Regions from separate parts of the Homo sapiens genome. Here regions 1 and 3 are each linked to region 2. Evidence: chromatin loops called from intact Hi-C (ENCODE). Cell type or tissue: gastrocnemius medialis. All regions are shown on one strand. Each heading gives the region's core, and the rest is flanking DNA. Links, peaks and the distances in the headings are about the cores only.

The links. Hi-C counts contacts between places; a loop is a spot of excess contacts. Peaks named below come from ENCODE experiments on the same cell type or tissue, not always from the same donor. Only the 100,000 strongest peaks of a DNase experiment are listed, where the experiment ranks them.
Region 1: it touches region 2 in a loop (3-fold over the local background); 1 of 110 quality-filtered maps calls a loop at or near these places.
Region 3: a loop joins it to region 2, with 5 times the contacts of the local background. A loop is called at or near these places in 1 of 110 quality-filtered maps.

The regions. Positions count from the first base shown.
Region 1 is chr5:133,989,840-133,995,262 of GRCh38, forward strand. It overlaps VDAC1 (voltage dependent anion channel 1), which reads right to left. Exons shown (of 9, transcript NM_003374.3): 2 at 3,107-3,179; 3 at 2,467-2,516; 4 at 1,163-1,315; 5 at 1,016-1,068. The coding sequence starts at 3,173. Among named protein-coding and RNA genes, the nearest start is that of VDAC1, 12 kb to the right of the region's middle. In gastrocnemius medialis, for the core only: no CTCF peak of the experiment used is centred there; a DNase peak (open chromatin) is centred at 2,782; H3K4me3 peaks cover 421 bases; H3K27ac peaks cover 5,000 bases.
Region 2 is chr5:133,818,103-133,823,525 of GRCh38, forward strand. It overlaps a transcript of FSTL4 not described here. Among named protein-coding and RNA genes, the nearest start is that of WSPAR, 93 kb to the right of the region's middle. In gastrocnemius medialis, for the core only: no CTCF peak of the experiment used is centred there; a DNase peak (open chromatin) is centred at 2,599; H3K27ac peaks cover 3,240 bases.
Region 3 is chr5:133,950,841-133,956,263 of GRCh38, forward strand. It overlaps C5orf15 (chromosome 5 open reading frame 15), which reads right to left. Exons shown (of 3, transcript NM_020199.3): 3 at 4,670-5,423. It overlaps LOC105379182 (a long non-coding RNA gene), which reads right to left and starts at 2,772. Exons shown (of 5, transcript XR_948797.3): 1 at 2,331-2,772; 2 at 47-205. In gastrocnemius medialis, for the core only: no CTCF peak of the experiment used is centred there; DNase peaks (open chromatin) are centred at 2,301 and 2,648; H3K4me3 peaks cover 336 bases; H3K27ac peaks cover 2,029 bases.

The DNA of each region.
Region 1 (5,423 bases), core at 216-5,215, 170 kb after region 2:
TTAGTAGAGACAGGGTTTCTCCACGTTGGTCAGGCTGGTCTCAAACTTCCGACCTCAGGTGATTTGCCTGCCTCAGCCTCCCAAAGTGTTGGGATTACAGGCGTGAGCCACCACGCCCGGCCCACAATTTTTAAAAACTGAAATTCAGTACATGCCCTTGACCCTAACATCACTATATAAAACATCTTCCCCAGGTTTGGAAGACCCACCAATATGAGTGGAAAAAAACAAGGGTGTATTCTAAAAGGGAATAATTCCTTCTAGGCACTTTGAAAAGCACCCAGGAATTGAGGCAGACTACCATGCTATCATGCCAAGTGATGGTCAAGAACTAACAAGCCTATTACATCTGTGGCCAGAAGGCCTGGGGAAAGTGCAGCCTCAGGAGCCACCTTGCAGTTACACCCACAGGGTCTCAGTGTCCCTAAGCAGCAGGAAGCTGGGAGAAGGACTTCCATGCCTGAAGAAATGAGGCTGGCAACAGTGACCAGTTAGGCCCTGCTTCCAAATGTCACCCACTCCCGTTTGGTCATAGCCACTTACATCACCAGCAGCCTAACTCACATGAAATGGCTATTACTGAACAGAAATCCTGCAACCTCCATGGCAGAAACTAGGAGAACACTAACAAAATGCAGAATCTTATTACAAAACACGGCTAAACACTGGTCTGAATCCTCTATTAGAAAGTGAGCTCCTTGGCGGGTAACAATCATGGCCTGGGCACCCTTAGATCTCCAGATGGGCACAGGGCCAAGCACAGGTGGCACTTAGAAATCGTTTGTTGGGTAAACACCAGTCCTGAATTAGGAAGTGCTCATTATAGCATAGTCTGTTAGTGCATAGATGTGGATACGACCCCTGGGACCAAATCAAAACCAGAGGACTTAAATCGCCAGGTCTCGGAGACCATATTTTAGGTGCTGTCAGCCCCCAAAACATTTTGTCACAAAGGGCTTCCACCACCTGCAACATCAGAGAACATCCTTGTGGAGAAAACAGATGAAACTCTTACCCAGTGTTAGGTGAGAAGGATGAATCGAAGGTCAGCTTCAGTCCACGTGCAAGCTGAACAGAAAAGAAATTTGCCACTAGATTTAGTCACAAGGCAGGCTGGCAGATGCGAATTAATAAATCCACATCTTTTCACAGCAGCCATTACCTGATCTTCCACAGTAATCTCGGTGCCTAGTGTATTGTCGGTATTCCATTTCTCTGTAAACGTCAGGCCGTACTCAGTCCATCTGTACTTGGTTTCCAGACTGCCCGTCACTTTGGTGGTCTCAGTGTTGGCTGAGCCTGAGCTTGTAAATTCCTTCAAAGGAGAGAGAAGAGTCACAGCCTGCACCATAGCACTCACTTGGCTTCACTTCACTCCTAAACACTATACTTGCCTTTCTGCAAGAGGCAAGACCCTGAATGTGGGGGGGCCAAGGCTAACTCTACAATTCAAATAGATATTTAAAGTACAGATGGGAGTAAAGGAGCCTGCTATGTAAAGAAATCTTATGGGGAATTTGTTGTCAGCAGACAGCTTCCTTCCTCCCTGTAACTCTTCAGTCTGGACAGGAAAGCATCTCCCTTCCATCCTGGCTCCAGGGCAGTACAGAGAAAAAGCACTGAGCTAAAGCTGACACAGCGGTAATTCAAACCCAAAACTTCTTTCTTCCAACAATTACTGCACACATAATTTCAAAGGGACTACTAAGATTACTTTAAAAACACTTATGTGGTTGAATGCAGGTGAATTTGAAAATAAGAAGCACAAGGAAAACTAAAACTGAGACCTGACCCATTCTCCTCTATTACCCGCTGCTGAACTGGGGGCCTACTGGCATGGTTCCCCTGGACCACCCATCATGCAGAAAATGGAATGAATGTGAAAACCACAAAAACTGCCAGAATAAAAAAAAAAAAGTACCTTCTTTTGGCTTTGCGGGCCAGGTCACGACAGTTATTTGTTGATCTACAACAAATTCCCACGTTCCATACAATGGTCACTATTTGGGTAATGGGTACACTAGAAGCCCAAACCTCACCATTACACAATACATCCATGTAACAAACCTGCACATGTACACCCTGAATCTAAAATCTTTTTTAAAAATAAAAATAAGCCAGGCGCAGTGGCTCATGCCTATAATTCCAGCACTTTGGGAGGCCAAGGTGGGCGGATCACCTGAAGTCGGGAGTTCAAGACCAGCCTGACCAACATGGAAAAACCCCGTCTCTATTAAAAATACAAAATTAGCCGAGCATGGTGGCGGGTGCCTGTAATCCCAGCTACTCGGTAGGCTGAGGTAGGAGAATCGCTTGAACCCAAGAAGTGGAGGTTGTGGTGAGCTGAGATCACGCCATTGTACTCCAGCCTGGGCGACAAGAGCAAAACTCCATCTCAAAAATAAATAAATAAAATAAAATAAAAATAAATAAATACTCATGTTCCATGTGGGTTGGACAACTTACCAATCCATTCTCAGATTTTGTTTTCAAATCAAGCTTTATTAAGCCAAATCCTAAAGAAAGAAGAAGACAACTGTCAATAGGTTAAATAACTAGAGAACAGCACCTCTGCCTCCCTCATGGTTGCTTCAGGATGCTTTTTTAAAAAGAAGCACACTCCTGCCACAGGGGCTGAGGGCACCCAGTCTCTGCTGCTGCTCGTGGGGGGAGCTCTCAGCTGCCATGGAACAGCAGCAGACAGAATGGGCACCCCCACCTGGGTCCCACCTGCACTCCCAGCAGGGTCTGATAAGAAGACACCTGACAGCTGGCAAAGACACAGTTACTGGGCCTCGTGGGCATGTGCCTAAGCACAGGCTAAATATAGAAGCCGCGCTCCACTGCAGCAGCTTCCACAGGGCTGCTCCACACTTGGAAAAGAAAACAAGAATACCCACTTGACAGCACCAATGCAGGAGCCTGTCCAACTGGGTGCACAACCAAAGTTGCTACAATTGCCACACAAATGAAAGCTTCTTTTTTCCCTCACGTGAAAGTTCAGAACAGCTGACCTACCCAGGTCTCCTAAACAGTTATCGGTAAAGTCTCAAACATGCCAACTCAGTCTGTGAGCTGAAAGGCACCCCCTCTCTGCAACACTCACCATAGCCCTTGGTGAAGACATCCCTGGCAGATTTGCCAAGATCGGCATACGTGGGTGGCACAGCCATCTTCTGCTATGATAAAAGAATCACCAGAATAAATGCATTGATAATTAGGGAAATTAGCTTTCCATCAATAACAATTATTAGATGTAATTAGCAACCAATAAAAATCACCTAGCACTAAGACTACCAGGTAGCTTATCCTCCCAGATGGGCCAAGAAGCCCTTGCTGTCTTGTCCTTCATTTTGTGGCCAGAGCTTGAGACACTCAATGAGTCTTTGTTGACAGATGATCAACAATTTAGACCTCTCCTCCTCAGCATCCCCAGGACTGAGCCCAGGCCCAGAACAGAGTAGGAGTCAGGAAATATTTGCTTAATGAATAAACTGTCAAAGACACATTCCCATGAGCCAGTGACTTTACTGAATTGTAGGACTGTTGCCAATAAAACATATCATCTTACAAAATGTCAGCTACTAGGACATTAAATGTACCGAATAGAAATCAGAGCTTTTCATGGGAACATCATTTTCCATGTGGCTCTGATTTCATTCATTCAACAAATATTTATGGAGTACCTACTATATGCCAGGATGGGCCCAACTTTTCACAAAACTTTTGGACTTTATGGGAACCCACTTCATATTTCTCATAGAGAATACAGTAAAACCAAACCAGTTTGGCAGCTCTTCACATGGAAAAAACCCAAATACATCCTCCAAATACATTAAACAAATATTTATTGAGCTCCAGTGTAACTTTATTTTTAAAACCAACCATCAAAGGACTACTTGGGATTGCTGCATATCACTAAGTCAATCAACAAACATTTATTAAGCACCTCGGTGTTCAAGGAAGGAGAGTAACTCAAATAGTCTTTGCCCTAAGGACCACACTGCATTCCTGGAAGGCTTTGCTTTGGCATGCTGTATATGCTGTGTACACAGGATTAATATCCTAATCTGGGACTGTACATGGTGTGCTCTGCCCAGGAGGAGAGGGGGTCATGCATGAGAAAGCCTCATCTCCTGCACCTTCTCCATCCCCAGAATCATTAGTCTCAACCAGAAGGACCATTCCATTCGTTTTAAAATACAGTATACCTAAATTATCAAAATTCATCTGCATATATACCATCTGAAGTTACATGTATATATATTCACACAAATAAACACATATATGACATGCTCCTGGCATGTCATATGACATGATATGCTTCCATATCATCAATGGAAGTTGCATTCTTGGCCAAAGCTTTAACTTCAAAGGCATTGCAGGAGGCCACAGACTCACTGAGTATGTTGTAAAAGAAACAGTATAAACTTCTACAATTTTAAATTGTGAAGTTGTGATCCAGGTCCTACTTTACTTTTTCCAGATGCTTTGTTAATTTTATCCCAGCTCACTTTTGTGTCAGAGCACAGACAGAAGAGCAGCGAGCTGTTTACTCTGTCCTATTTTTGTCGCTGCTGTGTTATTTCTTGCACATGATCAGGCTGAAACCATGGACAGGTCAGCCCACATTAGTATCAGGGTAGAGAGATGAGGGGGGAAGATCCATTTTACACTGCCCGCCACTGGCTCTTTCCAGTCTGGGGGCTCCCCTCTCCCCACTTGTTCCTCCCTCCCAAACTAACCCTGTAGGTGCATCCCCCCGGGATAGACCAGGAAACCACCCACCAGAACCTCAAGAAATACCCTTTACCTGACACCTTCCTAGGAGAACAACTCTGGATTGAAAGCTGAGGCAATGTAACCCCAGGCAGACACAGAACATAACAGTAACGGGCCCAGAACATTCTCCACCCGACAGGGTTAACAAACCATCAGTGAACCAAGTACCCCTCTTCAGTGCTATGCCTCCCAGGGGGGCCACAAACTCAGCCGGGGTGGGGGCTGGGGAAGCAGAAGGAGAAGCAGTCCAGTGGTAATATCTGTGGGTCACCTAAGACCTCCCTGGACCTTAGGAGCCAGAGCCTTCCCCACGACTCTCCCCTGACCCCACAGAAGAGACGCCTCCCAGACACAGCAGCCTTCACATCTGGACTGGTCCCCGCTCAGGATAAAGGCAGAGCACTCATCCATTAAATGTTCCCCAAATGCCCTCTCTCATCGCTAATCCCCAAAATCCAACAAGCACAGCCACCTGTCAAAAAACACCCCACCCACAGCAAACATCAGCCTGAAGTACAAGGCCACTAAAGAGATTACCACCCAAGGACAAGGCACTCAGAGAGCAGAGCTCAGAAGAGCAGACCGGACCCCTCCTGGGGCCTCTAGGAGCTCCGACACGGCCAAGCTCTTTTGGGGCTGTG
Region 2 (5,423 bases), core at 323-5,322:
GTGGTGCAGCCTTGTCACCCCTTTAGGGAACGTGAGCACGGGGATGAATCACATCTTACCTCATCACAGCCCTCAGCATGCTCCAGGTCCCAGAAATTCTGATAGCAGCAGCAAGAGTCAACAATGGGCCGTGGATTAACAGCATTTACTCTGCAAGGAGCTGCCAGGACTGGGAACACACAGCATGGCCATGCAGGGGCTGTTGGCCAGAGAAGCAGCCCCATCACAGAGCCCAGCTGCAGGCCAGTACTGAAGGCCTGGGTCTTGCTGCTTTGGGTCACTCCCAATTTCATCCACATCCTAAACTCCACTAGCTCTGTGTGCTGCCTCCTTGCTGGATCCAGCTACTGGAGAGGGGAGCCGGCTGTGTCACTGGGGAACTTAACAAGGCTAATTCCACTGAAACCTCCATTAACTTTACTACTTCTGTGTAAGTGTTTCATTGTAAATAATGATTCCCCACCACAGAAACACACTGCCAGAATCTCCCGGCGGACATAAAATTAAATCCAGCCCCCACAGCCTACTCACGAAGTGCATTGTGATAGCTGCATAATCTTCCAAACCACAGAGGGCTGCAAGCACTTTCCACCAATTTCAGGGGAGGCTTGACTTTAATCTGCCCTAATGAACAGATCTATGCACCCCTACACCTTCCCCTGCCTCACACCAAATCCCCTTTCAATTCAGATTCCTTTTTGAGGATGAATTGTACCACAGTTCTGAGCACAAAAGAACCTCACTCATCTCAGACAAGGACTCAGCTTAAAGCCCCCCACCCAGCCCTTCTCTTCCAACAAAGTCCAGGAGAAGATGTTTTAGAAGATACTATATATATATATATGTACACACACACACACGTACGCATGCACACACACACAATTTCCAGGAAGATCAGCAGAATTTCTAGAACGAAGGAGATCTGCCCAGCCGTCCACCCACATGCCCACCGCCCACACACATAGCTTCCCCAATCCTTTCTCAATGCTGGGTCGGAACCTGCTGTTTCCCTGCCTTGCGTACACATGAAACACTTCCCTCCAACCCTGGAGAGAGACTGCACAAGGTTCAGCTAAAATAAGAACCACCTAGAACAAGAAAGTGAAGTCAACTTCACTTTGAAAATAAACAGGCATGCCCTCTGTCTCTCCCAGCCTGGGCAAGGGACAGGAACAGCTTTTGGGTGCAGGGCCCTTGGGAGGAAGCCTTCCCTTCTGAGTTTTTAGATGCAGGTTTCAGGAATGCCCGGACCACCAAGCCTCTGTCTGCTCCCTGCTCACACCCTGCTCCTCCACTCTGCTCAGTGGCTGAGAAGCATGGAGGTGTCATTGCTGAGCTCTCAGGAGCCTCTCTGACCTCCTGGAACCCGCACAAGGCTCTTCACCCTCTCTGTGCAACGACACTCAGCCTGAGGGGTGCACTGAACTGTAGGCTATAATTTAAGCATCTGTTTGTGTGCTCTTCACTTGCTAAACTCATAGCACCGTTGGAGGCGCAGGCAGGTTTAGGTGACCCGAGAAATTCACAATACATCCACAGATCAAGATGAAACCGGGCTGCCCACGCATTGTTCCAGATGAGACCTCCTGTTTCCACATTCAAATTTCCAATTCTGATTTTAAAGAAGAAAAGGAATAGTCTGTTTTTCAAAAACTAAAATCCTGAATGAAGCCTTGCACATAAAGAATATTCAGGCTGAGGGACCTCCACATCAACTGCTCCTGGCCAGCACCTCCTTGTTAATCAAATGACAGTGTGGCAGCCACCCTCCCTGCCCTTGGAGATGGGGCTGCTGCGTTTAGTCCTCACAGCAGCCCCATCGGGCATTAGTTTCAGCTCCATTTTTCACATGAGGAGGTGGCCGCTCATAGGTACACTGACTTGCTCAAGGTCACACAACTATAGAAAACGGCAGAAGGAAGACTCAAACTTGGGTCTTCTTGCTCCAAATCCTCTTCCCAGCACGGCACGGCGCAGGTTCTGCAGTGCCTCGTGTCAGCAGGCCTGAGGGGTTGCAGTCGCAGAGGCCTGTGTCCTCCAGGGCCCCTTTCCACCCATGCCTCCTCCCCCAGAAGTCCTTCCCCACAGAGCAGCACAGCTTCCCCGGGCCGGCTGGGAGGGTCCAGCTGTCACGCTGCATTTCTCTCCACTTATTTCTGCTTCCCTCATGACCTCCGTTTCAACAAGATGTGCCTTTAAATTAGATCCCAGAAGGAACTTCAAGGCAAATTCCCACATTTGTGACGTTTATGGAACTTGTCATTGTTTATGCTATTATAGTGCCATCAGCTGTGAGGGCACATTCTTCCTGGTTACAACATTGTTTTTCTTCCCTTTGGGAGGGAAGCACCCTTGAAACCAGAGGCTTGTCTGGTACCCGCATAACCTCCTTATTCCCTACTCCACTTATGTATATTTTTCTCTGTGGATCATGTACATGGTCTTTCAATTTCATGTCTGTGATTTATACATTGCAGTGTTTGCTATCCTCTGTACAACAGAGAGAAAATAGTTACTTTACAGGAAGAACAATGTGACAGGCTCCCAACTCTGCAACATTCGCCAAACCCGGAGTCAAGTGCAGCTTTAGCTTTCGTAAGTGTTGGAATTTAGGCTTCATGTTTCACTTACTCTTGCAGGCAACTGAAGAGCAGAAACCAACTGTTTGTGGCCAGCCCTGAGCTAGGGACCAAGGAAGAACCAAGACATGTAATATCTTATATCCTCTCCCTGGGGACTTCTCAACTTGTTGGAGGGAAAAAAGATACATTAAACTATTAGAAAACAATGCAATGTATGTTATTGATAGTGTATTCTAATAAATAAGCTGCTATTTTCAGAAAAGGGTGGTAATAGGAGATGTTTCGGATTTGAAGGGAAGTTATACAAGAAAACATTGATTGTGTTTGAAAACTATACATTTTCTGAAAACTTGTTATAATGTATCCCTTTAAAAGCTTAATACAAACTATCTCATAGGCTGTTGCCAAGCTTTGAAAAGTCCACAAGGAGGTAAGGAAAGAAAGAAATTATTAAATTGTAAAAATACTGATTAAAGGAAGAAGACCCTTTCTTTAGAAAAAATAATATTCTTCTGATTAGTCACAGAATTTCTTGAGGGTTTCATGCTAACATCATGCCTTCAGCAAAAGGTCAAGTTTTCCTTCTCATCTGGTTCTTGATCAGCCTGAGCTAAAGACAGACCCTCCCTGGAAATGAGCCATCAAGGATGAAAGAGACAGAAGCTGAATTTAGCAGGAGGGAGAATGAAGATGAAAAGTGAAAGCAAACAGGGGTAGGACGCAGCCCCAGTGACCACATGTCCTGGCTTGCTGGGACAATTCAATTTACACCCACTGTTCCAGCATTAATTATTAACAGTGTCCCTTTTCCTTACCAGAATAATCCTGATTGGGACAATAAGTAACATGGGCCACTCTAGAAACAGTGGGAACAAGAGTCCAGAGGCAGGAATTGGCAGTGTGTGTGCTCAGGGGTGAGAGGTGCTATGAAGACTCCAGCTCAAGTGGAGAGTTGAGCACATGTGGGGACAGGGAAGAGGGCACTGTGGAGGAGGCGCAGGACTGGATCCAACAGGGCCCAGAAGCCAGCAGGGAGGAGCTCCTACTTCATCCCATGGGTTTATTAGGGAGTCACTAAGGATTCTTGAGCAGGATAATTATGACCCCAGGCAACATGCTCAGAAAGGACAAGGAGTGAGATACCAGAGAAAAGGAGACTGGTCGGAAATTCAGTTGCCAGGAACGTAGCGGTGCAAGGAGGAGGAACACAAAAGGCAGGAGGATCAGATGCCAAGGGTCTTATGGGAGCCCAACGGGGGCACAGTGAGAAGGGAAGAATGAAGACAAGTGACCCTGGGGGGTCACACTCAGGCATATTTCTCAATCAAACCTCCTGCACTTCTTGAGTGACAAAGATGACTTGCCTCCAAGACTCTGCATTGCAAGAACAAAGAGAAAAGCTGATATGACAAAATGCTTAGAATTATGTCTTTGATGTATGAACACTCCTCGCCCCCTGGACCCTGATAAACAGAGTTCACCCCAGAATCCCTTGATGTATCCAAAGTGCACATCTTTAATAACAAGAGGTCTCTGAAGGTAGATTTCCTCTTCCATTTGTGGAGCTATTTCAATTTTTAGGGGCTTGGAGATGCTTCCGATTAATTGTTAAGTTAGCCTTTTGAGACCTCAATTTATATGCAGCATTGACCAGTGTCTGCAAATAATCTGAGCAGAGGAAGGAATAGATCCTTAGGAAATTAATGTAATCGTTTCAGCTCATTATTTGAAGAGCATATTCTCAGAGCCCAGAAACTTCATTCATTCATTCAAAATTGCTCTGAAATCCAATTAAAATCAGGGGTCACACACAGAACCATTGTTTATTTCTTCATTACTGAGATGGGAGAGTAGACTTTAAAACTGCAGAAATCTAAGGAAGGTGAGGGTGGAGCCGTGGGAAATCAGGGAGGGTCCCTGGTGAAGCCAGAAAGCTAAGGATGTGAACATTCCGGGGGCGTCATGGAAAGGCACACGCACCGATGCTCCTGGAAAGGCAACATTTCAACAAGAATATGAATCCCATCTTTAATAAATAGTTTTTAGTCCTTCAGCAGATATTAAACATCCTTTTTCGGACCCACGAACTCTAACGCCATGCAAAAGGAAGCCCAAAACCAAAAAACAAAGAGTAGAGAATTACCTCCCAGAGGTAATTCTGCCAGAAGTCTGAAGATATGTGGGAAGGAAATGTGATTCATTTATTCATGTGTCCTTTTAACAATATCCATAGAGATCTTACCTAAACTACAGCAGTGAACAAATCAGACAGTCTCTCTGCCCTGGAGTAGCTTTCATGTGGGGGCAGGAGGTGGGGTTGGGGGCATGGGCATGGAAACAGACCATGAACAATAGACAAAGTAAACAGGTAAAGCATATGGTACATTAGAAGGTGATCAAGTGCCATAGCGTTCAGGAGACAAACCTTCAAGGCAAGAAGTCAAGAACTTCTGGATGGGCAAGAACAAAACAGGAAAAGAAAGCAGAGCCCAGAGCTGGTCACCACCAGGTGCTCCTGGGCCATTCATAGGTCCCAATCAGCTCCTCTCAAAAGTAGCTTCAGCACCCCAGGAAATAAGTTGAAATTAAAACATCAGAAGAGGGTGTCCCACAGCAGCCCTGCTGGTCCCCTGAGCAACAATTACATTCCACAGGAAAGGACTTCAGCACAGCCCCAAATCATGCCCCTGTACCCAGAATCTCTCCCCAGCCCTGCACTCTCCTCCTCTCCAGGGGCTGGTTTGGGCCCCCTTGGACAGAGGGAGTGATGAGGCCTTAGTCTGAAAGTCAGTCTTAGGGGACTTGTCACACAGAGGGGAGATCTCACTGGAAGCCAGATCC
Region 3 (5,423 bases), core at 216-5,215, 130 kb after region 2:
TGAGGGCCTAAGGGTAGAGAACCTTTGAATAATTTCTTTTTCTTACCTTCTGTAGCTGTTTCATTTTCTAGAGTTATGGGGAATTAGTGATAGAGAGCAGGGAGTATGGAAACAGACCATGCCTTAATTCAAATCCCAGCTCTCTCTCATCAGCTCCATGACCTTGCGCAACTTGCTTAAACTTTCCATGCTCCTGGCTCCTTATCTGTAAAATGAGGATAATAATAGTAACTGCCTTATTGGGTTGGTTGCACACACAGAAATGGCAAATACTCAATCCGTAGTAAGCCCTGTGTTAGCTGTTATCAGAATGTCTAAATTACCTTTATAAGGAAAAAAAAGTAAAATGCAGTTTTCAGCCTATAGCATTCATCACACTTCACTATGATTCTTTTTCTTCTCTACCTGACAGTGGGCACCACAAGGGCAGAGACAGCATTTGCCTTGAACCACTCTGTCTTCCCAGCACGCAGCACAGGGCCTGAGTAGAAGAAGTCCAGGTGTTTTCCTTTTAATGCAGTGCCATGGTCATAGTAGAGTGTGGACCCCTGAGAGTGACCCTCCACGGCCCAAGCCCTGCCTCCATCCATGCTCCCTGAGGCGAGGCTGAGGCATACATACCGTGTAGCCTAAAAGTAGCCACCTCTCTGGGGTCCTCGGTCCCCTTGCCTCTCTGCTGTCTATTCTTGGGAACAGTCCAGGGAATGATGGGAAGGGCCCCTTGGCCTCTTTATTGGGAAAGGATGAGGCTGGAGAACAGGGAATGGGGTTGAGAGGCTCCAAAGGAGACCCACCTATTCCCTAATAGGACCATGCATGCCTGGATGGTTCAGGAGAAACCCAGCTCTGACCAGCTGTGTGCCTCAAGGTAGTCCCAAGGGGACTAGGGAAGGCAGCCTCAGGACTGTGGGCTATCCCTCCTTGGTGGACTCGAGGCTCAAGCTGGCTCTTCTGTGGTCAGTGACATGGTGAAAACTCCTTCTTATGCACAAAATCCTTCCACAAACATCAATCCATTTACTCTTCCTAACAGACTAGCGAGCTAATCAATCACTCATTTTATAAGGTAGGAGACTGCAACAGGCACAGCATGCTCAGACTATGGTCATCCAGCCCTGGCCTCAACCCATACCCTTCTTTCCCTCCATTTCTCCCTAGGTCTGTCTTCCTAGAAGACCAGGTAGGTGCCACATGGGCCAGGATGACCTCAGTCCCAGCAAGGTGCAGGACATTCGAGTTAGCCCTCAAGACCCTTGACCCTTCCTCATTTCCAAGGAACAGTCAGGAAAAATGGCCTGGGGAGGACGCTCAGCCTAGGGGTTAGGCCCAGAGAGGGATTCCAACCCAGGCCTGTATGATTTCATGGCCCATCCTAGCTCTGGCAGGGCCCACTGCAAAGCATGGCCTCCTCAGGTGGGAGTGCTGTCCAATCCACATGCCAAGGGGAGAGAAGCACAAAGGGCCCTATGAGAAGAAAGGCATCCAGGAAGTCAAGGATCCCCAGAACATGGCATCTCTGGGTTTCCCAGCAGAGAAATGAGGCAGTTTTGAGGTTGTGAGAGAAAGAGGCATAGGGTTTCAGAGTGGAACTGTTAGGATAGGTGGAGAAAGGCTTCCTAAGTAAGGAGTAGGGTTTTTTTAATCTAGAGCCTCATTAGATTAAAAAACCCCTCGGCCAGACGCAGTGGCTCACGCCTGTAATCCCAGCACTTTGAGAGGCTGAGGCGGGCAGATCATCTGAGGTCGAGAGTTTGAGACCGGCCTGACCAACATGGAGAAACCCCATCTCTACTAAAAATACAAAATTAGCCAGGCATTGTGGTGCATGCCTATAATCTCAGCTACTTGGGAGGCTGAGGCAGAGGAATTACTTGAACCCGGGAGGCGGAGGTTGTGGTGAGCCGAGATCGTGCCACTGCATTCCAGCCTGGGCAACAAGAGCTAAACTCCATCTCAAAAAAAAAAAAAATCCCTCATGGCATAGGCACTGCATTAAAAGCAAAACACCTGGATTCCTTTTACTCAGGCCCTGTGCTGCGTGCTGGGATGACAGAGTGGTTCAAGCCAGATGCTGTTTCTGCCCCTATGGTGCCCACTGGTACCAGCTAGTACAGATGGGTCTGGGACTCTTTAGGATGGAGTTAGAAGAGAGGTGGGCTTAGACCTCATGGGGTAGAAGCTGCTGCTTACTGGTCCAAAATCAGGCTCCCTTGAGCCACTTAAACAGCCTAGACAGCAGGCCATTACCACAGACGGCTACTGAGATGTGAGTCAGAAACAGCTCCAGCTCTGAGCTCCAGTGGTGCAATTGGTTAGCATGTGGTACTTACACAGAAATAGCCCTGGCTCCATTTCCAGAATCTGTCCCAGCAACTTCCGCTCCTAACGTCGAAATGAAAACAGAATCCAGCTAATTGAAGAGAACCACCCCAAATATCCTGGCTCAAGCTGTGCTGAGTCAGGCCAGACTGACAACCTCAGGACAGCCTTCTTTTCTGTTCCCTTGGAAGACATTTGGTCCTCGAAAGACTTTTAACCTTTTGAACTTCAGCTGGGAAGGATGAACTGCTTCACACTGAACCCAGAAGGGAGGCAAACTGCTGCACCAGCAAACCAGGCTGAAAGAAGGCCAAAGGGCAAAGCCAGCCCTGCTCACCCCACCCCACACACAGGATGGGGGAGAACTGGAACATCGGCAGCAGTGCCGGCAGTGATCTCCTTCACCTTCAACAGGCAGCACCTGCTCTGATGAGAACCTGGGATTTGGAGGAAGGGGTGATATCTCATACAACTATTGTGGGCTTTAGCTTCCCGTAGAATTGTGGATGTGCACATAAGGACTGACACGCTGTACTCGGCTCTGATCCCGCATTCATCTGTGTACCCAGGACGTTAGTAGTATTGGACTCTATGCAGACTATGTGATCTTGTGCAGAGCCTGAGTTGTCTTGGTTTTCTCCTCATCTAATTTCTCAAATACTTCATTGAATAACAATTTAAAGGGGCCTAGCAGGTGCCAGGTAATGAGCTTGGGGCTGGAGAGCAGTAAGAGCCAGTTCCTGTTCTCAAGCAACTCACTCGGTGGGGCAAACCACACATTCCGCAAGAGCTTGCACTCACGCTCAGGAGATCACATTTAAAATCAAGAAAGCCCAGTCAAGGTATGTGGTATGGTTTAGACCTGTGTCCTGCCCAAACTTCACGTCGAATTGAAGTCCCCAGTGTTGGAGGTGGGGCCTGGTGGGAGATGACTGGATCATGGGGGTGGTTTTCTCATGGTTTAACACCATCTCCCTTGGTGCTGTTCTCATGATAATGAGTTCTCATGAGATCTGGTGATTTAAAAGTGTATAGTAAGGCCAGGCACAGTGGCTCATGCCTGTAATCCCAACACTTTGGGAGGCCGAGGCGGGTGGATCATTTGAGGTCATGAGTTCAAGACCAGCCTGGCCAACATGGTAAAACCCCACCTCTACTAAAAAATAAAATAAAATACAAAATACAAAAATTAGCTGGGAGTGGTGGCAGGTGCCTGTAGTCCCAGCTACTCAGGAGGATGAGTCAGGAGAATCACTTGAACTCAGGAGGTGGAGGCTGCAATGAGCCAAGACTGCACCACTGCACTACAGCCTTGGTGAAAGAGCGAGACTGTCTCAAAAAAAAAAAAAAAAAAAAAAAAAAAAGAAACTGTGTAGTACATTCCCCCTTACTCTCTCTTGCTCCTGTTCCTGTCATGTGAGACAACTGCTCCCCTTTCGTCTTTCACAATGATGGTAAGCTTCCTGAAACCTCCCCAGAAGCTGAGCAGATGCCAGCATCATGCTCCCTCCACAGCCTGCAAAACAGTGAGCCAATTAAACTTCTTTTCTTTATAAATTATCCAGTCTCGGGTATTTCTATAGCAATGTGAGAACAGACTAATATAACATGCCTGCCTGACTGCCCAAATTCTAAATGTCTGTTTCTGTCTGCCCCACAAGTTCCAACACATTCCTTTTCAGCTAAGACACAGAAACGGGAGCTAAAAGGTAATCTATTATACCATTAGTACCAAAATCGGGTGCAGAGCTTCAGGTCTGACCAGAAAGTGAGTCTAGTCTAGGAGAAAGGAGCAGATAACACCACACAGGAGGAGGTGGCATGAGGTTGTGAGGCTCAACTGTGGCCCCTGCGTGCCTAGTCCCTAGCACTAGTTCCTAGTGCTCAAGTGCCTCTGTGAGACTCCAGGGGCATTTTTAATCAATGTATGATCTGATGCTCCAAAAGTCTGAGGCTACTTAATTGCAGCACTGTGACCTAGGTGGCTGGACCACCAGGAAGTACCCAAGAATCCCCCAATCCACTAAGGGGGATGAGCCTCCACACTCGGGGAGCCTTCCATCCCAGATAGTGACCCCAGGATGCTAGAAAGAGCACACTGATTTAGCCACTTTGCTTTTCTTTGCCATCCTACTTTGCTACAGTTTTCAATAAACTTCAGTACCTCGCAGTAAGTTGGACCTAAAGAAGAATTTAGCAATGTAAGTGGAATTCATAGAGGCAGAGTTGCACTGCTGAGAGGGACACCTGCAAGTGAATCAGGTTAGATTGCTCCCAGACATACACTACTCCCCGTCACCACCTAAATGTCATCACTGAAATGAAACACAGAAACACACTCGTGAAATCATAGATTTATATCTTTGCCATTTATTTTTTAAAATCTTATTCAAAATATTAAATAATAGTTTCAGATATGAAAAAAATTACTGCAATAAAACGGTTCAGGGGTATTTCCATTGTGCTTCCCTTCCCTATTAGGAAAGTACACTGTCCGCCCAAGAGACAGGATGGACGGCCTTCTTCCAGCTCTACATAAAGCGCAAGCCCACTGGCTCACCCGGGTCCTGCTTAACATATATTAGGGCTATGTTTTCTAAAAAGCTGTAGTGACACTTGTAAGTCAACCATGGTTCAAATCACATATTTACATATTGATCAATTCTTTATGATAGAAAGACAGACATAAATGAATCCCATAGTAAATACTTTCCAGTTGCCATAAAAAACAAAAACAAAGAAAACAAGTGTGGGGGAAAAAAGGTAATTGTACACAAATATCCTTTATGTATACAAACAACTTCATTCAGGTATAATTTTAATTTGAAAGACCTAGGTACAGTATTATTTAAGTGATAATGACCCCTAAGATTTATTCAAATTTACTGTAAAATAATAAACGAAGTAAACGAATCTGATATAATTTTAAACTCTGCCCATTGCTTGAAACCTTGGAGGAACCCATGCTACAATCAATTGCTAACTAAAAGCAATTGTACATGTATTTAACATTTTACCAGTTTCTGCTTCTAAATTTAATATAGTAATTCCAACCAAAAAAATAGTATCTCTGTAACATTTTATCTATGTCCACTGCAAGCTGC